Linked DNA regions of Homo sapiens: region 2 is linked to region 1. Evidence: chromatin loops called from intact Hi-C (ENCODE). Cell type or tissue: breast epithelium. All regions are shown on one strand. Each heading gives the region's core, and the rest is flanking DNA. Links, peaks and the distances in the headings are about the cores only.

Region 1 (11,364 bases), core at 3,747-7,746:
CTATGGGAAGGTAAGGAACCAAGATATCCCGGGAGCCCAAAACAGGCAGCAGGGAAGGTTGATCCGAGGGTCAGATGGAGGAATAATTGGATTTGAGGTAGAAAGGCTGGGACTCCTAGTCTTTTAGGTCTGCTTGGCCCACTGCCTCACTCAGTAACCCAGGACCACTTGCTGGCCTTTGTGAGCCTCAGTTCCCAGCTAAAAGGAAGAGAATGCCATATGCCACAAGTCCCTGAAGATTAAATGCTTAAAGGATCCAAGGAAGCCCCACAGTCAGCTGAGGGAGACACAGGAACCAGACCTGGTCCCACTTCTCAGGGGTCAGAGTCTGGTTGGGGAGACAGAGGAAGCAGGCCTCTTAGAGGTAAGGGGTTGACATCTTGGTCCTAGGAATGTGGGTGGAGTCCACAACCCCTACCTGACTTCTTCCCCTCAACACTTTAGGTGGAAGGCCTTGATCCTGACAATGTTCGGGCCATGGTTCGTCTGGCTGTGGGGAGCCGGGTGGTGACTGTTAGTGAGTACTACCTGCGGCCTGTCTCCCAGCAGGAGTTTGACAAGAACACCTTGGATCTCAGTGAGTGAGCCTCTTGTAGAGCTAGGGGAGTTGGCAACGCATTCCTAGGGGTGGCAGGGCCTGGCTAATGGGGTGGTTTTAGATCTGCAGCAGGGAGGGGCAGCAGTGTGCCTGGCAGATATGACTTCCAATCAGAGGTCAGGAGGTGAGAATGGACATAAGTGACTTACTCCATTTGATTGGAGAAAGGTCGATGTCATACCCCTGGGTCTGTAGCCTGTCTGAGTGAGAAGAAACAGGTGCAGAAACCAATTCCTACCTTCGAGATCTTTGTCCATTTGGGGTGATGAACCTCTCTTTTACTAGGGAGTGAGAACTGCTAGGATTAGGGTGTGACCAAGAAGGAAGGAATTCTAGGCAGACAGAACAGCACAGGCGAAGGCGTTTCGGTAGGACGGGGCAGTTTGGCAAATGGGTACAGACAGAGCTCTCTGGGAATCTCTAGTCCACACTAGGTGAGCATTGTTGTTGTGGGCTAGGTTGGCTGCGGGAGGGTTCCTGAAGGAAGCTGAAATGGTTGAGAGGTGGGGGAGAGGCATTCTACTAGCAAATGCATGAGGGGTGAGAGGGGCACTTTGGCAGGTGGGAGGTGGCTCTAGGCTGAGACATGGCCTTGGAAGGAAAGGGCAGTGAGACACTGAGGCTCTGTCCTGGTTCTCCTCATAACCTCTTGAACAGGCCAGATGAGCAAAACTTCCTTCCCCAGGGCAACAGAACGGAACTGCCTCATCACGGAAGACCCTCTGGAATCAAGAACTCTACATCCAGCAGGACAACTCAGAGAGGAAGCGGAAACACCTTCCAGACCGGTGGGACTCTGAGCATGCGGGAGGGGTCAAGAAGGCAGGGCTGTGGGTAGGCTCGAGCAGCCAGGGAAGGCTTCCAAGGCAAGGCGGGCTCATAGAAGGAACGGGGAACTGCATTGTGGGTGGGTTTCATAGCATAGGCAAAGGGAGGGCAACTGGAAAGTGCATCTGATGAAGAGCTAAGCCTGGTGCTGGCACCTTCTCCACAGACAGGATGGGCCTGCAGCCAAGAGTGAGAAAGCAGCCCCCAGAAGTCAGCACTGGTTGCACAGGGACCTGCGTGTGCGGTTTGTGGACAACATGTACAAAGGAGGCCAATATTACAACACCAAGGTGGGAACCCTGCAGCCTGAGTCCCCCTCCCTCTCCTAGGGACTGGGCCCCCCTACCTCTCTAAAATCTCACATCCCCCTGACCTGTATCCCCAGATGATAATTGAAGATGTCCTAAGCCCAGATACCTGTGTATGTCGGACAGATGAAGGCCGAGTCCTGGAAGGTGAGTTTGAGCGATGGCAGCTGGAGGTTGATCAAGAAGAGTGTTTTAGGCCCAGAGCCTGGCCCAGGCAAAGCTGGGAGGTTTGGCAGAGTTCAGGTATTTTGCAAGGCCTAGCATCCTCTTACAGAACATTAGACACTTCCATGATGGTGGTTGGTTATCTTGAGCCCCACTCTCCCAGTCTGTCAAGTTTTCTTTTTTTTCTTTTTTTTTTTTTTTGAGACAGAGTCTCACTCTGTCACCCAGGCTGGAGTGCAGTGGCGTGATCTCAGCTCACTGCAACCTCCACTTCCCAGGTTCAAGCGATTTTCCTGCCTCAGCCTCCCGAGTAGCTGGGATTACAGGCAAGCGTCACCACACCTGGCTAATTTTTGTGTTTTTAGTAGAGACAGGGTTTCACCATGTTGACCATGCTGGTCTTGGAACTCCTGACCTTAAGTGATCCTCCCACCTCGGCCTCCCAAAGTGCTGGGATTACAAGCGTGAGCCACCGCGCTCGGCCTCCGGTCTGTCAAATTAGCATGGAATTTACTATTTCTTCCTCTTGTGATTGGTGCCTTAGTGAAGGAATGTGTATTGAGCTCTCAGTGCAGGGCAGGGGTTAAAACATGCCCACAATAAAAGGTGCCTGTTGTTATCACCACCACCCTTTATTACAGTGATTTTTGTAAACTACTCCTTAGGCTACCTCATCTGTGAAATGGATGTGGCGGGACTCCCATCTGTCAACAGGGTGTAGAGTGGCTCCAGGGAATACAGGAAAGGCCCTTCTTTTTTTTTTTTTTTTTTTTTTTTTTTTTTTTGAAACAGAGTCACTCTGTCACCCAGGCTGGAGTGCAGTGACGCAATCTTGGCTCACTGCAACCTCCGCCTCCCGGGTTCAAGCTATTCTTCTGCCTCAGCCTCCTGAGTAGCTGGAACTACAGGTGCCCGCTACCACACCCAGCTAATTTTGGTATTTTTAATAGAGACAGGTTTTCACCATATTGGCCAAGCTGGTCTTGAACCCCTTACCTCGTGATCCTCCTGCCTCAGCCTCCCAAAGTGCTGGGATTACAGGCATGAGCCACCACACCCAGCTGAAAGGCCCTTCTTTTTTTTTTTTTTCTTTTTTTTTTTTTGAGATTGGGTCTCATTTTATCACCTATGCTGGAGTGCAGTGGCACCATCATGGATCACTGCCACCTCAAATTCCTGGTTTCAAGCCATCCTCTCACCTCAGCCTCCTGAGTAGCTGGGACTGCAGGCACTGACCACCATGCCTGGCTAATTTTAAAATTTTTTGTAGGCTGGGCGCGGTGGCTCATGCCTGTAATCCCAGCACTTTGGGAGACCGAGGAGGGTGGATCACCTGAGGTCAGGAGTTTGAGACCAGCCTGACCAACATGTCAAAACCCCATCTCTACTAAAAATACAAAATTAGCCAAACGCAGTAGTGGGTGCCTGTAATCCCAGCTACTCAGGAGGCTGAGGCAGGAGAATCGTTTGAACCCAGGAGGCGGAGGTTGCAGTGAGCCAAGACCACACCATTGCACTCCAGCCTGGGCAACAAGAGCCAAACTCAGTCTCAAAAAACAAAACAAAAAAATCTGTAGAGATGAGGTCTGACCATCTTGCCCAGGTTGGTCTCGAACTCCTGGGCTCAAGCGATCCTCCCAACTTAGCCTCCCAAAGTGCTGGGACTACAGGTGTGAGCCACCACGCCTGGCCAGGAAAGGCCCTTCTGACAGGACGCTGGTTGGGCTGGTCCTTGCTGTGGGCCTCACTCCCCTCTCCCTTATCCATAGGCCTGAGGGAAGACATGCTGGAGACCCTGGTTCCCAAGGCAGAGGGTGACCGTGTGATGGTGGTGCTGGGCCCACAGACTGGAAGGGTGAGTCTCAGACCTGGCAGTAGAGGTTTGTGGGTCGTTCAGGGCCTGTCCCAGGGTCTAGGCTTGCCTTGCTGATTCCACTTCACCTCTGTTCCAGGTGGGACATTTGCTGAGCCGGGACAGAGCACGGAGCCGGGCTTTGGTGCAACTGCCAAGAGAAAATCAGGTGGTGGAGCTTCACTACGATGCCATCTGCCAGTACATGGGCCCTAGTGACACAGATGATGACTGACCCATGGGACTCCTCCCATCCCCCAGGCTGGTACCAGTTCTGTACCATATGAGAAAGTTGCCTTCAGAAGGTGGGAAGATCATTGTTCCATCCTCTACTTCTGGTGCAGTCCTGGGACAAGGACAAGGGAAAGGGATGGGTGAACCAGTAGGGAAGCTAGAAACAAACCCAATATTTACCAAAATTTAGGGTATAATAAAAACCATTTCAAGTACTTAATAGAAAGATGAAATCATAAGTGGTATGATGAGCTGCGAGTTAAGGTGGGAACTGAGTTGACTGAGGTGGGAACCATTTCACTTTTCAGCCTTGCTTTTCTGCTCAGGGTACAGGACAAGTTAAAGGACTCATTTGATTGTGAGCTCACTCTTGGAATATAGATACTATAAGCTTGGGCACAGTGGTGCATGCCTGTAATCCTAGCACTTTAGGAGGCTGAGGTGGATGGATCGCTTGAGCCCAGGAGTTCAAGATCAGCCTGGCCAACAAGGTGAAACCCTGTCTCTACTAAAAGTATAAAAATACAAAAAATTACCGAGGTATGGTGGTGCACGCCTATAATCCTAGCTACTCAGGAGGCTGAGGCAAGAGAATCGCTTGAACCCAGGAGGCAGAGGTTGCTGTGAGCCCAGATTGCGCCACTGCACTCCAGCCCAGGGGACAGAGTTAGACTCTGTCTCAAAAAAAAAAAAAAAAATCTTTAGATGCTGTGGAATCTGAAATACTGTATCTCTGAACAACTTTCTGAGCAAGAACTCTAGCAACTAGCAGCAGAGTATGCTTTCACTCTCAGTTTAGAGCAGGACCCCAGAGAATATGCTGAGCCTGGGGTCTTCCTCTGTTGCCCAGACTGGAGTGCAGTGGTGCAATCATAGCTCACAGCAGCATTGATCTCCTGGGCTCAAGCGATCTTCCCGTCTCAGCCTCCCAAAGTGCTGGGATTATAGGCACTGGAATGAGCCACCGTGCCTGGTCTCTGGCTTGTATTTTGTTAATCGTAGGGAGGATGTTCCCAACTTCTCATGTCCAGTAGTCCATTTCCTATGCTTTATGCACTTCACTCTGTCAAGGAGGCCTCCTCCTTTCTCCAATCATAATAAACCAGCCTTGGTAGCACCTTTGAGAAGGGCTAAAGCTCCCCAGGGAATGGCACTGGGGCTCTGTCTCTGCCTGTAACACAACATAACCTGGCCATTTCAGACACCCTCCATCTCCTCCCCGTGCCACAATGCTAAAGCAGATATCTCATCAGCTTCAGATTTCCTGGAATTCATCTTTCTCCTAAGCCTACGCTTGAAAATGGGGCCCAAAGTTCTTGAATATGGCCCTTTGTCCAGAACACCTAGCTCCAGCCAAAGCGCCTGGTCTCCCTTGACAGGCCACTGGGACTTTTTCTGCTTTACCTTGAAAGGAGCCCTGCTGATCCCCATTTTGAGGACAGGGCTCCTTACATTCAGGGAAGTGTGGACAATATAAGGAGGCCTTCCCAATATGCCCTTTGTTCACTGTGCACAAACAAAGCCTTGTATCTGAAGACACTTTGAATCTGTGCAGTGTTCTCTCAGCTTGCTGCCTGGCACCTGCCTGCTGCCAAAGTTGCTCTTGCGGCAGTGGTTACTGCAGCAACGGCTTCTGTGAGCCCGAGAATTCTCTACAGGCCCCTCACAAGCTGGGGACTGTGACCTGTACAATTTGTCCAGACTGGCTTTTTTCACATCACAGGGATTGAGCAAGAGGTAGATTAAAAGGCATCTGCCTCTTCTGCCAAGCCCCCAGAAGTTTCCCTGGCAGGGGTCTGCTTCTGTTAAAAATTGTCCAGATGCCAAGCCTTGAATTTGTAGCAGCAGACTCAGGAAGCAGTTTCTTTGCCTTTCAGAGAGGAGTCAATTATTGAGGTGCTGTGGGTTGCTGTCTGGGCTGTGTTCAGTGGCAGATATGGACAGGTCAGCTCTTCTTTTAAAAAATTTTTTTTAAATAATTTTTTATTTTAAATATAAGAGAGACAAGGTCTCACTATATTGCTCAGGCTGGTCTTGAACTCCTGGGCTCAAGTGATCTTCCCATCTTGGCCTTCCAAAGTGCTGGGATTATAGGCATGAGCCACCACTCCTGGCCTCAGCTCTTTTTTTTTTTTTTTTTTTTTTTTTTTTGAGATGGAGTCTTGCTCTGTCGCCCAGGCTGGAATGCAGTGGCGTGATCTTGGCTCACTGCAACCTCCACCTCCCAGTTTCAAGTGATTCTCCTGCCTCAGCCTCCTTAGTAGCTGGGATTACAGGCGCATGCCACCATGCCCGGCTAATTTTTGTATTTTTAGTAGAGACGGGGTTTCACAGTGTTGGTCAGGCTGATCTCAAACTCCTGACCTCGTGATCTGCCCACCTCGGCCTCCCAAAGTGCTGGGTTTACAGACATGAGCCACCATGCCCAGCCTCAGCTCTCTTTTCTAACATTCCTTCCTCAGTCAAGGGAATGCTCCCCTCTACTCCCACACTGAGGCCACCTCTTCATCTCCATGTCTGCAGCACCACGCAGAGGGATGAAGTATCCAACAGCTTCTAAAGCTATCTAAGTGGGGGCGGGTCCTCACCAAGTCCCCTATCACACCAATTCATTCAACAAACATCTCTTGAGCTCCTACTGAATGCCAGGTACCATCCTGCATGCTAGGGGAACCGTATGGAGTAAATCACTTAATATCAAGACCCTACTATATGCCAGGCAGCATCCTGGGTACCGAGTATGGAGCTACAAACAAAACAAACATCCTTGCCCTTGTGGGGCTGACACTCCACTGGGGCTGAGACAGTGAGCAATAAGCAGAAGTAAGTGATGGAAGATGTTATAAGAAGCTGAGAACCATGGGGGAAAGGGGCAGTATTAATAGGATGGCCACAGAAAGCCTTAGAGAGAAGGTGACATTAAGCAACGGTATTAAGGAAGTAAGGGATGGTCATGCAGCTATCTGGGGAAAGCGGTCTAGACAGGGGAAATGAAGTGCAAAGGCCCTGTGGTAGCACTGTTGCTAGCATGTGTGAGGAACAGCCGGGAGGCTGGTGTGGCTGCAGGGGAGTAAGTGAGGGAGAAGGTGGTAGGAGGTCAGGTCAGGGAGATCCTGTAGTGCTGTAAGGTCAGTCCACTGGAACTACTATGGCTTTTGTTCTGACTGAAGTGGAAATCATGAGAAGCCTCCATATAGCCACTGCTAAAGACTGCCAGTTGACAACTCCCCACTTGCCATACACCCCCCACCATGTGCACACAGAACCACTCTAAATACATTTGTTCCTCTGGTGCTTTGGTCAATCTAGCTGATTTCCATTGTTGGGAACACAGATTTTCCCATTAGATGCCCAGCAAGGCTTCCTTTTTTTTTTTTTTTTTTTTGGAGACAGGGTCTCACTCTGTCTCCCAGGCTGATTGTGCAGGGACACAATCATGGCTCACTGCAGCCTTGATCTCCTGGGCTCAAGCAATCTTCCTGCCTACTGAGTAGCTGGGACTACAGGTGTGTGCCACCACGCCCAGCTAATTTTTTAAAAATTTTTTGTAGAGGCCAGGAGCACTGGCTCACGCCTATAATCCCAGCACTTTGGGAGGCCAAGGTGGGCAGATCACCTGAGGTCAGGAGTTTGAGACCAGCCTGGCCAACATGGTGAAACCCCATCTCTACTAAAAAGGCAAAAATTAGCCAGGCGTGGTGGCGTGCACCTGTAATCTCAGCTACTTGGGAGGCTGAGACAGGAGAATCGTTTGAACCCGGGAGGGGAAGGTTGCAGTGAGCTGAGATTGCGCCATTGCACTCCAGCCTGGGCAATAGGGCGAGACTTCATCTCAAAAGAAAAAAAAATAAATCATAACCGCCCCATGTGATGGCATTAGGGGTGAGGCCTTTGGGAGGTAATTAGGTCACAAGGGCAGAGCCCTCATAGATGGGATCAGTGCCTTAAAAGGCATCCCAGAGACTCTCGTCCTCTTTCAGCTATGTGAGAATACAAGAAGTCAGTAGTCTGCAGCCTAAATATCTTGCTTCATCTTTGGTGTTTCTGAACTGTATAAAAGTATACATCTTAGGCTGGGCACAGTGGCTTACGCCTGTAATTCCAGCACTTTGGGAGGCCAAGGCAGGCAGATCATGAGGTCAGGAGATCGAGACCATCCTGGCTAACACGGTGAAACCCCATCTCTACTAAAAATACAAAAAATTAGCCAGGTGTGGTGGCGGGCGCCTATAGTCCCAGCTACTCGGGAGGCTGAGGCAGGAGAATGGCGTGAACCTGGGAGGTGGAGCTTGTAGTGAGCCGAGATCGCGCCACTGCACTCCAGCCTGGGCGACAGAGCGAGACTCCGTCTCAAAAAAAAAAAAAAAAAAAAAGTATACATCTTAGTCTGTTTTGTGCTGTTGTACCAAAATACATGACACTGGGTAATTTATAAAGAATAGAAATTTATTCCTTATAGTTCTGGAGGCTGGGAAGTCCAAGATCTAGGTGCAGCATCTGGCCAGGGTCTTCTTGCTGTGTCATTCCATAGTGGAGGGGGAAAGAGTAAGAGAGGGCCAGAGAGGGGGCTGAACCCATTTTATTATGAGAAACCCACTCCCCACTCCCATAATAACAGCAGTAATCCATTCATGAGGCCTCTTGATTACCACTTTTTTTTTTTGGCTTAAACAACAGAAATTTATTTTCTCACAGTTCTGCAGGCTAGAATTCCCAGAACAAGGTCTGTCAGGGTCATTTCTGATGAGGACTCTTTTCCTGGCTTGCAGATTACCTCACTATGTTCTCACGTGGTAGAAAAAGACTCTCTCTCTCTCTCTCTCTCTCTTGCTTGCTTGATGACCTCTTAAAGATCTCACCTCTTAATACTGTTACAATGGCAATTACATTTCTTTTTCTTTTTCTTTTTTTGAGGCAGAGTAGTGCTCTGTCACCTAGGCTAGAGTGTAATGGTACGATCTCAGCTCACTGCAACCTCCACCTCCCAGGTTCACGCGATTCTCCTGCCTCAGCCTCCCGAGTAGCTGGAATTATAGGTGCCCGCCACCATGCCCGGCTAATTTTTGTATTTTTAGTAGAGATGGAGTTTCACCACGTTGGTCAGGCTGGTCTCAAACTTCTGACCTCAGGTGATCCACCCACCTTGGCCTCCCAAAGTGCTGGGTTTGAGAGGTACAAGTCATCAAACCATAACACTATGTAATCTTTGGAAACTTACTTTTTCCCCACTGGACATTCTAGATTTATCTTTTTTTTGTTTTTGTTTTTGTTTTTTTTGAGACAGGTTCTTGTTCTTTTGTCCAGGCTGGAGTGCAGTGCTGCAATCATAGGTCACTGCTGCCTCAAACTCAAGTATTCCTCGCCCCTCAGCCTCTTGAGTAGTTGGGACTACAGGTGCATCCCACCACACCTGGCTAATTTTTAAATTTTTAATAGAGACAGAGTCTCGCCATGTTGCCTATGCTGGTCTTGAACCCTTGGCCTCAGGCGATCCTCCTGCCCTAGCCTCTCAAAGTGCTGGGATTACAGGCATGAATCACTGCACCCGGCTTCTGGTTTTCTTTTTGTTTTTTTGTTTGTTTTGAGACAGTCTCGCTCTGTCACCCAGGCTGGAGTGCAGTGGCACAATCTTGGCTCACTGCAACCTCCACCTCCCAGATTGAAGCGATTCTCCTGCCTCAGCCTCCCGAGTAGCTGGGATTACAGGTGCCCGCCACCCAGGTAATTTTTGTATTTTTAGTAGAGACAGGGTTTCTCCATGTTGGCTAGGCTGGTCTCGAACTCCTGACCTCAGGTGATCCGTCCATCTCAGTCTCCCAAAGTGCTGTGATTACAGGCGTGAGCCACCACACCCAGCCGGCTTTCTCTTAACACTCATGTAGCACTTGATGTGTGTGTCAGGCACTGTTCTGTCCCCTTTACATTCACAATCCTTTATTTATTTGTTTGTTTATTTATTTATATTTTTGAGACCAAGCCTCACTCTGTTGCCCAGGCTGGAGTACAGTGGCACGATCTCAGCTCACTGCATCCTCTGCCTCCCAGGTTCAAGTGATTATCCTGCCTCAGCCTTCCAAGTAGCTGGGTTTACAGGCCCCTGCCACCACACCTGGCTAATTTTTTTTTTTTTTTTTTTTTTTTTTTTGTATTTTTAGTAGAGACGAGGTTTCACCATGTTAGCCAGGCTGGTCTTGAACTCCTGACCTCAGGTGATCCACCCACCTCGGCCTCCCAAAGTGCTGGGATTACAGGCTTGAGCCACTGTGCCCAGCCCACAATCCTTTAAATCATTTAAATCCTCATAATGGCCTGTGGGATACACACTGTTACCATGTCCATTTTACATATGAGGGAACTGAGGCACCGAGTGGTTAAATGATTTGCATGATAGTTCTAGCTGGCAAGCAGAGAGCCAGGATTGTAAGCCAGGCAGACCGGGCATGAGTGCACATTCTTGTCCCTCTGCTTCACGCCGTCACTCCCAGCTGTTGCTATGATTCCTGTTTGCCTGTAGGGGTAGCTGTTCATTTATTTCCACTGCCATACAGCATTCCATGGTGTGCATGTGCAGCCTGGGTGTCCATATTCTCCTGTAACGGCCCTTTGGGCTGTTTCTGGTTCTTGCTGTTTGGAGTAACACTGCAGTGTTCACTCCCGCACATGTCTCCTGGTTCACATAGGCACGCAGACTCTCAGAGGGGAATCTGAGGGCGTAGGATTTGCATGTCTCTAACTTCTTCAGGTGATGCCAGACTATTTCCACAAGTGAATGCTAGCTCAGTCCCCAGGCCTCCCCAGGCCTCAGTTTCCCCATGTATTAGATAGGCCATTTGGGGACTTGAAGCTCTCAGATACAGGAACAGCAGTTTGGAGGAGCTGAGCAGGTCTGGGGTGTGACTGACATTCCCAGGTACCTGAAGGAGGAACTGCACATCTCCAGGTGGGACCTGCAGTCCTTCCTGGAAACTTCCATGGCTCCCCACACATGCAAGTTCAAAGCCTCTCTCCTGAACCTAGGTTCAGAGCCCCTTCTGCAGTGGTAGTTCCAACCTCCCTCCCATGTCCCCACTCACAGCTAAGCTTCGGGCCTGGAGCACCTCCAACCTGCTGATCAGGGCAAGTCCCAATGTGGCCTTCAAGGCCATTGCACATGTTCATTGTGACACTGTTCGCTGAGCAGTCACTGTGTGCTAGGCGTATCTGCAGCATCTGGACAGACGACACTAAATGGGTATTGAAGGATTGAATGAGGGATCAATAATGATATCCAGTTTGATTCAGTGGTTCCAGAGGTTTTTCTAAGTGCTTTCCATTTATTAACTCATCTCACATTCACAAATGACCCCATAAAGTAAGCACTATTGTTATCCCCATTGTAC
Region 2 (11,220 bases), core at 138-4,137, 980 kb before region 1:
CTCCCACCTCTGCCTCCTAAGTAGCTAGGATTACAGGTGTGAGCTACCATGTCCAGTCCAAGATGCCTTCTTGTTTCTTTGTTCTTTCATTTTTCTGTTGCTTCTTTTCCCTAATTAGAAAATACATGCCATTGTGGAAAATCCAGAAAATATAAAAGAAAGTCATTATCTATTAGCTGACTGCCAATAAATAAGCAGAGTAAAAATTCTGAATGACTTTTTCAAGTTTTTTTCTATGCAAAAACATATGTTTTTAAATGAGTGAACTCACATTATATGTTTAATTTTCTGCCATGTTTCCCCCTCTACTTTATGTTGGGAACATTCTGCATATTATTACAAATTTATATAACATCATATTTTAAGATGTTAAACATATTAACAATTAACATCACATTTAAAGGCTGCATTGTATAACATCATATGGATGTACCATAATTCATTTAACCAGTCCCTCAAGTGCAAATTTAGGTTGATTCTAATTTTTTGCTCTTATACTATGATACATATTCTTGTGCAGATATCTTTGTCTAAATTTCTGATTATTTCCCCAGTATGAGAGTAGAATTCCTTTTCTTTTTTATTATGATTTTTATTTTTATTTTTTTTAGTTTCCTCATCTGTATACCAGATGCTTTCTTAATGTGCTTGGAAAATGGCAAACCTAACTGGAAAGGGATGGGCATTTAAATTCTCCTACAGTCAACTGTGTTTAATAAACTCTTCTGTTGTATGTCACCTGGGTAGCAACTTGAAATTAATGCAAACACTACTCACCTAAGCAGGCTGCAGCCCCAACCATTGCATAAAGGCCGGGGGTGATGCAATCAGCTCCCTGACTACACCAGCTATTGAAGACGGTCCATTCCTGGTGGTAATAAGCCAGCTGTTCCATTCCTACTCCTAGAAGTCGACCTGCTATAGCACCAACAGCCATGCTAGGGATAAAGAGGCCAGAAGGGATCTGCAAAGAGAAACCAATAGATGGTTAGTGAGAAATGATGTGATTGCTTGGCACATGGTAAGGGCTGGAGGACTGACCCTCTGCAAAGCAAACAGGCCGATGACAATTTAACTATGCACTATGCTAGCAAGTGGCTGTAAAGGTGTGTGTAACACTACAGGGACTAGAGGTTCTCTGGGACGTGCAGGCAAGGACGACTGCAAAGAAGCTTACCCTGATTCGGGGTCCATCAGGCAAGAGCCTGAACTCTCCAGACCAACACAGAACTGGAGGCAGAAATTGGGCCTTTCCCAAAGAAAAAGGAAAATAGATGGAGTTTCTCATATATGCAGACATTTCCACCAATTTTGAATTCTTATCAACAATGACTACCCTTTATTGAGTACCTACCATGTTCTATGCTGGACGCTCTACATGCAAGATTCATGGGTTCTTTATAACCCCAGGAGGCAGGCATTATTATTCCCAAATGCCAAAGAACCTAAGGTTCAGAGAGGTTAAGTAACCCACCCAAGGTCAAGATTTAGTAAAGACTGGTGCTGGGATTTAAATGGAATGCTCATAACCATGCTCATATATTGAATCTTAGCCCATTGCTCACACAAAAAGGATATAGCACATGAGGTTTCAGTCTATTTTGTAACAGTATCAAGAAAGATTAAACAATTAAAAAATTGTAATGAGATCATGACTATGGTTACAAGATTAACCAAAAAAGTAAAGCTCATCTATCTCCCCACTCTTTTTCTTGACTCCTAGGATACTATAGTAAATTCTTAATATTCTGTACTGAGAGAGGGAAATGATGATAAGGATAACCAAAACAGCAGATTCTTTTAAAATAGCCTGTGTTTGATTTTGGAATGCATTTGAATCTGGTGTTCTGATGGTTTACAAATTCCCTTTAAGTGAAAGAATGCAGGCATGAGGTGAAAATTAACTCAAGAAGCACTGCAAAATTTCTCAGGGTCTCCATCCCTTCCCTGTATTGAGGGGATGGATGGCGTCATCTTAGAGATTACAATAATGCCTAAACTGAGTTGCTATCTCTTCTGGCTTGAATCTCCATTTCTCTAGAGAATAGAGGAAAATAACTTGGTAGTTAGGGTGCTAAAGAAAAGAAAGAAACAAACAAAAACCTAGAAAGGAGGAGGAAAATACCTTAACAAATTTTCTTTTCTGGCTTCTTCTGAAACGTGGAAATGGTAACAGGTACCTAAAGTAAAACGTGCCAGCCTGATGTCCACTTTTGATAGCTTAAATATTAACTAAGGATCACCTGTGAAGTGGATCCCACTTCTTGACAACTGAACATTGATACCACTGTAAAAAACTATATTTAGCTATATATTGGGTTGAACCACAGGAAATTGCCATTTTAGCAGTCAAAATGGTCGAATCCCAGCAACTTCTTTGGTTCAATCAATATTGTGCTTTATTGGTAAACTCTAAAGCCACCCTATAAGGAGTAACACTGTGGTGGTCAGATATCATTTTAATATGAAATGTACTGGAATAAATACTTCACCATCATTTTTGAGGGGCAAAATATGTTTTCCACAGAAAAGGAGCAAACATTCTTCCTAAAATTTCATCACTGAGGCTGGCATTTGGACAACTCAAGGCTTGGACAATTTGAGATAGAGGTACAAGTGTCTAGCAAATTATGAGAACGTGTGGGGTAAAAGAGGCTTTGGGGGTGGGGGAATAATGTGAGGGGGATTTGAAAGCACCATATGAGCTATCAGGATTGTATGATACCTGGGCTCTGCCCTCCAAAACCCACAGCTACGCATGCAGCCACTGAGTCCCAAAAGAATTCCTCACCTTCATGCCAAAGGTGAATATAGTAATGACAATTTTCAGTATGAGTGTTAAAGCCAGCTGCCACATTGCACTGTAGACTCCCACGCCAGCCGGTCTGTCAGGCAGTTCACCCCCTTTGCTTGTGTTGAAACGGTTCTCATAATCACAGAGCTTGGAGGAGTCCAGAAGGCCACAGTCATTAAACAGCTCAGAAATGAGCTCACTTGTGCTCATCCGAGTGTATTCATTGGGGAAAGCCAGGATGGCAGTGATGGCTGTCACGACGAGTACCTCTATAACAGGATACTTGCCCAACTGGGTGGTCTTTCGCTTCCGACACCAGGCAATGTTTGTGCGGATAAACAGTGCTCCCCACAGACCACCAAATATGCCCAGCAGAATGAATGGCACGAGCTCAAAGAGATGCCATGGGGTGTGAAACTCCACATAAAATAGTACCAGGCGGCTGTTCCCAAATGGATTGATGGAGCGTAGAGTGAATGCTGCCACCAAGGCAGCAAAGAATGAACGCCACAATGTTTTGAGGGGAAAATAGTAGCTGACCTAGAAGAAAGAAGGTGAGAAAGCAAACTCAGTCAATACGCAGAAACTATTTCAGGTGAAATGTTGTGCTGCAGGCATGAGAGTCAACTAATGGATGAAAACTGCCGACTGGATTTCTAGTCACATGGTAAAGCACCAAGTTGGGGAGAGCACTCAGGGACTGGGATATACACAGATATTGTACATTATGTACAAAATTATTGCGCTGCAATGTACAAAATTCCTGACACAAAAGCATGCACATGCTGTACAATGAAAAGTTGTTACCTCTTCAAGGCTGAATAATACTCCACCTATAGGTGCTCCAAAGGCTACAGATACACCAGCTGCTGCTGCAGCCGACAAGACCTAAAATCCAAAACTCAGAATTAGTGACAGAATAATGCTGCTTTCCTCAATCACTCAATCACATTTTTAGAAGAAATGTTAGTAGTTACTGAACATTTAAAAATACCTCTAGATGTTCCATATCATCAAAAACAAAATTCAAACACTGTATGCTGAATTTTGAATACACATGCATAGTTCACATGCTTGACCAGGTAAGAGGACCTTTCCTTTGTAATTCATTTAGCCATGTGTTTTATTCTAAATTATGCACCGCCCCCCCGCCCTTATCTCCCATACTCCCAATTCAGTAACTGCATTTGAATTTCTAGGCCTATTTGTTCACCATCTAAATGATGTACTTACAGTGATGTATTTATTTATATGGAACTTTGCAAAGGAATGCTTTTTAAATGAGATGTTCAAGAAGGCTCTAATGACATAAAACTGAAGTCACAATTGGTTCACAGTTATTCAGCAGCTGCAAGTATTCATGCAATAGGTATTTAGAGTCTCTCGTACCCTGTGTCCTACTCCATGCCCAATAACCTATGGACACAGAAATAGGGAGGTGACTAGATTTTTAAGGGAAGACTTAAGATATGGCAAGGAAAGGGACTAGGAGAGAGTGGGAGAGGAAGAAGGAGCCAAAGGGAAAAAGTGATAAAGAGAGAAAGAATAGTGATACTTAGAGACCTCCACCTCTGTGTAGGTGTGTGTGTACATGTAAAATGTACATGACAAACACTAATAATGGCAAACAAACCAAAATTAATAGATGGACCAAGTCCTTTCATTGGATTCTGGTTGCTATGGAGAGAGATGATTTGAAGAAGTAAAGAAATATTTTAGAGAAAGTTGAACAAAATTACGAGTTTTGAAGAATAAAAAGGTCCTTGGCAAAATAAGCATATAGGATTATCTGGAAGAGTAGGATGGCTCAGGAAAATGATGGGGAGGAAAGAATGGAATCTCTGGTGCTAGCTGGAAGGGCTTTGAAATTCCTAGCTACAATGGCTTTCATTTAAGAAAGATGAGGACAGCCAACATGCAACTTGAGAAAGGGGATTTCAGTGACTATGTTTAGGATGAATCAAGAGACAGAAAGAATCGGGGTAGCTAGTTTGCTTTAATTTTATATTGTAGAGTGGAGTCTGTCTACACCCTTCTTTCTCAAGTCTGTTTTACTCTCAACCATCTGCCCACTTTGACAAGGCCATAAGACAAAAAAGGTTGCCGCTGATGATGAAAGCAACAGGAAAAAATAACTGGAAAGTCTAAATAAGTGCTAGAAAGTAAATTTAAGATTCAAATACTAGCCGGTTGTGGTGGCTCATGCCTGTAATCCCAGCACTTTGGGAGGCTGAGGCAGGAGGATCACTTGAGCCCAGGAATTCAACACTGGCCTGGGCAACATGGCAAAACCCAGTCTCTACAAAAAAATTCACAAAATCAGCTGGGTATAATGGCATGTGCCTGTAGTCTTAGCTACTGGGGAGTCTGAGGTGGGAGAATTGCTCAAGCCCAGGTGATGGAGGTTGCAGTGAACTGAGATCACACTACTGCATTCTAGCCTGGCCAAAAGACTGAGACCCTGTCTCCAAAAAAAAAACAAAAACAAAAACAAAAAAAACCAATTCAAATACTGTCACGCACCACGTAACAACGTTTCAGTCAATGATGGACCACATACAACATGGTGGCCCCATAAAATTATATTATATTTTTACTGTGCTTTTTCTATGTTTAGATGCACAAATATTTACCATTGTGTTACAATTGCTCACAGTATTCAGTATAGTCGCATGCTGTACATGTTTGTAGCCTAGGAGCCATAGGCTATATCATAAAGCCTAGGTGTGTAGTAGGCTAGACCATCTAAGTTTGTGTAACTTCAATCTATAATGCTTGCACAGTGACGAAATCTCCTAACAATGCATTTTTCATAACATATCCCTGTCATTGAGACATGACTGTATTCATATGAGTCTAACTGGAGAAATATATGGCATCTGTAGAGAGAAACAGCCAAATCGAATTCCCCTCTTATTTTATTAGAAACTATTTGAACAAAAATGCCAATTTTTAGAATGAAAGTCCCCAGCAATCTGTAGTTTCAAATTCACCTTCATCCATGCAAAACCAGCAACAATCACCACTTCACTCTTAACCATTATAATATTTTTTTAAAAAAATTTCAAACACAGAAAAGGTGAAAGAATAGCACAAAGAAGTCCTACATATCTTCATGTAGCTTCTGTAATTGCTACCATTACTGCATTTGTTTTATGATTCTATTTTTTTCTGAAGAATTGGAATTTCACTCAGAAAAGTCAGTTGCACATATAAGGCTCATGTACCCTGAAATGCTTCAGTGCATGTAGGATATAAATGCTTTTATGTCCTAAAAGCAAAGACAGTCTCTTCCATAATCACAGTTCAATGATCAAAATAGGAAATTTACACTAATAACTGTTATTTGATCTATAAATCTCATTCAAATTTCATAACTGTTCTAATAAAGCCCTTCTAGAAAAAAAATGTTTTCTCAACTCTTCCCTTCTGTTGAATGTCATTCCCATTTAACAACCTCACCAACTTAACACTACCTTTAAGTCCCTCTACTGCATGACAGGTAGTTAAACAATCTACTCATATTTCCCCATCTTCTCTCCTGCTAGCTTTCCTCTCCTTTCTAACAGTGCCAGGACCTTTCTCCCTTGAACCAACAAAATTTATTCTATATTTGAAATCTCAATATCTTTGAGTTTCCTTCTGGGTCTTGTGGTTAATTTTTTTTTTTTTTTTGGTTTTCATAAGAAATCATTAGGTTCCTGTTTTGTGAAAAATCCTTTTAAGTGAAATGACCTTAGTCTTGACCCATTCCATATGTGACTTCTTTGTAATTCAAAGAAAATAAAGCAAGAGCCATTATTCTCTTAGGCCCTTAATTATAGCAAGAAAAAAGTAAACCAATGACTTGGAACTTTTTTTTAAAAAAGTCCTTCCTCCTCAAAACAGCATACATTAACAACTGCATAAACATGACAGCCACTACAGAGGTGCCATGGCGGGACTAATTTAGCTGGGCTGAAACAAAAGGTAGAGAGAGGTCCAATACAGAGAGAAACTAATTCAAGTATAGTGTTAGATAGAAATAGAAAGTGAAAAAACCGACATCTGAAACATACACTGCACTTATATGTACTATTCCATAGCAATAAACAACTTCTTTTAAAATCTATTCTTTCTGTAACTTATTTTGTAAGAGAAGCAATATATACTTGAATAGAATTACATACAATAAAAAGTTAAAATCCTTACTTCTCCTTCACTACCCCTCACTCTCCCACTCACCATAGATAAACATTTTTAACAGTTTGACGTGAGCCAGGCATCGTGTCTCATGCCTGTAATCCCAGCACTTTGGGAGACTGAGGGAGGAGGATTGCTTGAGCGCAGGAGTTCGAGACTAGCCTGGGCAACATAGTGAAACCCCGTCTCTACAAAAAATACAAAAATTAGCTGGGTTTGGTGGTGCGTGCCTGTAGTTTCAGCTACTTGGGAGGCTGAGGTGGGAGGATCATCTGAGCCAGGGAGGTCGAGGCTGCAGTGAGCCGTGATCATGCCACTGCACTGCAGTCTAGGTGACAGAGTGAGACCCTGTCTCAAAAAAAAAAAAAAGTAAAACCAGTTTGGGGTAAAACCACCTTCCAGACATTTTCTATCAATAAGTGCATGTACACTTTTAAAAAATATGAATTATATTATATACATTACTCAGAAACTGGCTTTTAAAATCAAATGGTGTTTCATAGCCAGAATTCCAAGTCAATATATAAAAGGTTATCTCATTTAATGGTTGCAAAGTATTCTACAGTATGAACAGAATAGTATTTATTAGATCAGTTCCCTATTGATGGACATTTTTGTTGCTTCAGTTTTTTACTATGTTGACAGACGCTGCACTATCCTTATACACCTTTGTGCACACACATGCTAGGATATCTGTAGGATAAATTCCTACAAGTGGAATTGCTGGGTCAAAGGGTGTTTGCATTAACATTGGTAGAACTCTCAAATTCTCACCCCCTAAGATTGTATCATTTATGCTCACAACCAAAAAGAGACTATTAAGGCCATTCATTATTACCTCTCTGCGCTTGGCTTCATTCTTCCTGTATTTGTTGAAGCAGTGGCACAGGATGTTCCCACAGCAGCAAGCCACGTGCACTAGAGGGCCCTCTTTGCCCAGGCTCAAGCCAGATGACACTGCCAGCACCAAGGTGATGGTTTTGATAACCAGAGTCCACTTACCCAAATAGCCCCTAATAATGAAACCACTCAAGATAGTTTTTATCTGCAGGTTAAACACAGAAAGATTGAATATAGACTAAGGAAGTCAACAAGGCTAAGAAGCAAAAATCTGGACCTCATTATAGAAACTGCACCTTTTGAATAAGTGACATATAAATGCTTGACCTACAGTGATCCCTGTTTGGAAGAGAGCCCAGGAGCCCAAGAAAGCAAGAACTGTTCTTTAAGCTTTCATGTTCCCCCTTTTTAGGGGGAGGGGAGTGATAGCTGGGCAAGGATGTATTGTAAGTATGAGAGTGTGCATATATGAAGGAGGAGCTGGAGAGGGAGGGATAGGTGTTTTCCTCATGTTACAACGTGGTAGCCCAAGAGGCATGTTTTGAGAGGACAAGGCTAATGTCCCTGAAACAACCTTAAAGGTTAGGTATAGTCTTGATTCCCTGGCTTAAAAAAAAAAAAAATTGTGACTTATTACCTGGTCAGGAAACAGGGAAGGGCAAAGTCATCCTGGTAACCTAAGTCTCAGTGTCTTTAGTCACTGTCAAGCAATCTAAGCCAAAAGTAGTTAGAAACAGGGTTTTAACCATCCCATGTAGCCTAAATCATATTGTGGGAAAGGTACCAAATGATTTTCTTTCTTTTGCCCTGAAAAAGCTGACAATAACACTGCTTTTTCAGGTCAGAATCTTGGGATATACTCTGGAAGCTTTTTGGATAGGGAACAGGGGAAGTTTTCCAGAGCCTGGCTCAACAGGAACCCTCAGGAGGCTAAGAATCAACTCCCTTTAATTTCCTGGTAGCCCAGGCTGAGAGGGACTTGTGGAAAGACCTAGGTCTTAGATGGCCTCAGGATCTGATCCTGTTTAACATTCATCAAATTGTGGTATGTGCTGGAATACATATTAAGAGATTTTAACCAAAAAGTATTCATATTGTAACCATTTATAAACCATTTTAAGAGACTCACCTCAGGGATTCCAGAGCCACAGGCATAAGGCGCAAACACCTTGACAAGAGATACGGCAAGGAAGGCAAATAGGAGAGCCCAGAGGACGTACATGAAATAATTGACTATGTAGGCAAAGGCTCCCTGGAACAGGGGGAAAAAGAAGCTTGTTTTAGCCTAGACAGCTTCAGTGAGACATGCAGCTCTTCTGAGTAATGTTTTTTCAGGAAAAAAAGTCCAAAAAAAAAAAAAACCACCGAGATTAAATTGTTCAAGACTTTTCTTTCTGAATTGTCAACTACTGAAACACTGTCAGGCCACTTAGTACTGAAAATGAGATGCTTTGCTACACCCAAAGGAAATTTACCATGGATTCTAAGGATGAACAAGGAAAAGAGCAAACGGAAAACCATGAAACAAAATTCTCTTTCTATATGAGTGCTTTGATGGGTTTTGTAGTCAAATATATATGATTCCATGTCATTTTACCAAGAGTCTTAAGAGCACCCCCCCAGCTTTTTTGGAATGGCTGAACCTTGGCTTCACATCTGAAGTGAAGAGCGGATCTAAAGTTCCACTAAATTCACCTTTGGCTACTTACCTTGGTGTCAAATTCTCATAGTTTATAGTAACAAAATTTTGGGTGTTTGGCTTTTTTCTTTGCTTTTTAAAATTTTTTTATTGTATGTATTTAAGGTGTACAACATGATGTTTTATATATATACATATAGCGAAATTGTTACTACATTGAAATAAACTTACATGCATATCACCTTCCATAGTTACCTTTCTTTGTATGTGTGGTAAGAGCATCTAAAATATACTCTTAGCAAATTTTTAGTATACAGCATTATTAACTCTACTGTACATTACCTCTCTAGACTTATTCACCCTACCTCACTGCAAATTTGTACCCTTTGGTCCACTTCTCCCCATTTCCTCCTCCTCCATGCCCCAGGTAACCACCATTCTGCTCTCTGGTTCTGTTTACTCAACTTTCTTTTTTAGAGTCCACATATAACTACATCTTCAAGAAAATTTTGGTACCACAGACTCAGGAACAACCATATAAGTAGAAAGTTTTGGACCCTGGTGGTACCAGATATAAATAAATAAAATGGAAACAACTATTTTTTAAAATAGAAAGAATATACTTTTTGAGACTATTCCCCTGTGATAAATGAAGCATGCCACAAAAGAAATCTAGCTTTGACCAGCAGGAAAGATTCATCCATATTAAAGGGCCTGCAAATAGTCATGTCTTACAAAAAAAGCAATTTTGATTAGGAAGTTATGCTTGCTGGTAGAAATATTAGGAATTGCAACTCACTCAGTAAATACAAAACCCAATGGACTTTTGACTTCATAACACAAAACACTATTAAAGTAACTCACTGACCTAGACAAAGAGAACCAGAATGCTCAGGTTTTTTCTGAGTTGTAAATTTGACACAGGTTTTCCATTATCTTAGGCCCTCAGAGGAACACATGATTGCTATTTCTTTGCCTTTCCAATGTAGCTAAGGAGGAAGAAGACTGCAGAGGTAGGAAATGAAGAGGGTAAGGGAGTGAAAGGAAAAGTAACTCAAACTGGCCAGAGGCAGAGACCAGGAGGGCAATTTCCTGGCATTTGGAGAAGGCTTCTTAAAACCTAGAGGAGGCCGAGGCGGGCGGATCACGAGGTCAGGAGATCAAGACCATCCTGGCTAACATGGTGAAACCCCGTCTCTACTAAAAATACAAAAAAATTAGCCGGGCGTGGTAGCGGGTGCCTGTAGTCCCAGCTACTTGGGAGGCTGAGGCAGGAGAATGGCGTGAACCCGGGAGGCGGAGCTTGCAGTGAGCCGAGATCGCACCACTGCACTCCAGCCTGGGTGACAGAGTGAGACTCCGTCTCAAAAAACAAACAAACAAAAACCAAAACCTAGAGGACTCTTTCCCCAGGGAAGGATTTCGTTCATAAAAAGAAGAGCCAGAGAAATCTGTCACTAGAGCAAATCTCAAGCTCCAGTTTGAAAGTAACTGTTGGAATGCTTACACACATACAGCTATAAAGGGGCAGCATGAGGCAGCCCTGCAGTGATAGAACAGTTCTAAATCTTGACTGTGGTGGTGGTTAAACAAATGTCCACATAGGACAAAATGGCAATGAACTATGAACTACATGCGTGCGCGCACATACACACACACAAATACATACATAAATCAATGTGTGTAAACTAAATGGTGAACTAAAGTCTGTGGATTGTACCTATGTCAATTTCCTGGTTTTGCTATGGTACTACATTTATGCAAG

What was found. A loop is a pair of places that touch in the nucleus more often than their neighbours do. Peaks named below come from ENCODE experiments on the same cell type or tissue, not always from the same donor. Only the 100,000 strongest peaks of a DNase experiment are listed, where the experiment ranks them.
Region 2: it touches region 1 in a loop (37-fold over the local background); 1 of 110 quality-filtered maps calls a loop at or near these places.

Annotation. Positions count from the first base shown.
Region 1 is chrX:49,106,243-49,117,606 of GRCh38, reverse strand. GPKOW (G-patch domain and KOW motifs) reads left to right here. Exons shown (of 11, transcript NM_015698.6): 5 at 1-10; 6 at 445-577; 7 at 1,284-1,386; 8 at 1,593-1,716; 9 at 1,812-1,881; 10 at 3,669-3,754; 11 at 3,852-4,200. The coding sequence ends at 3,986. Among named protein-coding and RNA genes, the nearest start is that of GPKOW, 12 kb to the left of the region's middle. In breast epithelium, for the core only: no CTCF peak of the experiment used is centred there; a DNase peak (open chromatin) is centred at 5,605; H3K27ac peaks cover 1,068 bases; H3K27me3 peaks cover 1,520 bases.
Region 2 is chrX:50,078,442-50,089,661 of GRCh38, reverse strand. It overlaps CLCN5 (chloride voltage-gated channel 5), which reads right to left. Exons shown (of 15, transcript NM_001127898.4): 8 at 8,946-9,068; 9 at 7,815-8,021; 10 at 3,602-3,682; 11 at 2,792-3,334; 12 at 778-964. Among named protein-coding and RNA genes, the nearest start is that of MIR502, 69 kb to the right of the region's middle. In breast epithelium, for the core only: no CTCF peak of the experiment used is centred there; no DNase peak of the experiment used is centred there; H3K27me3 peaks cover 1,995 bases.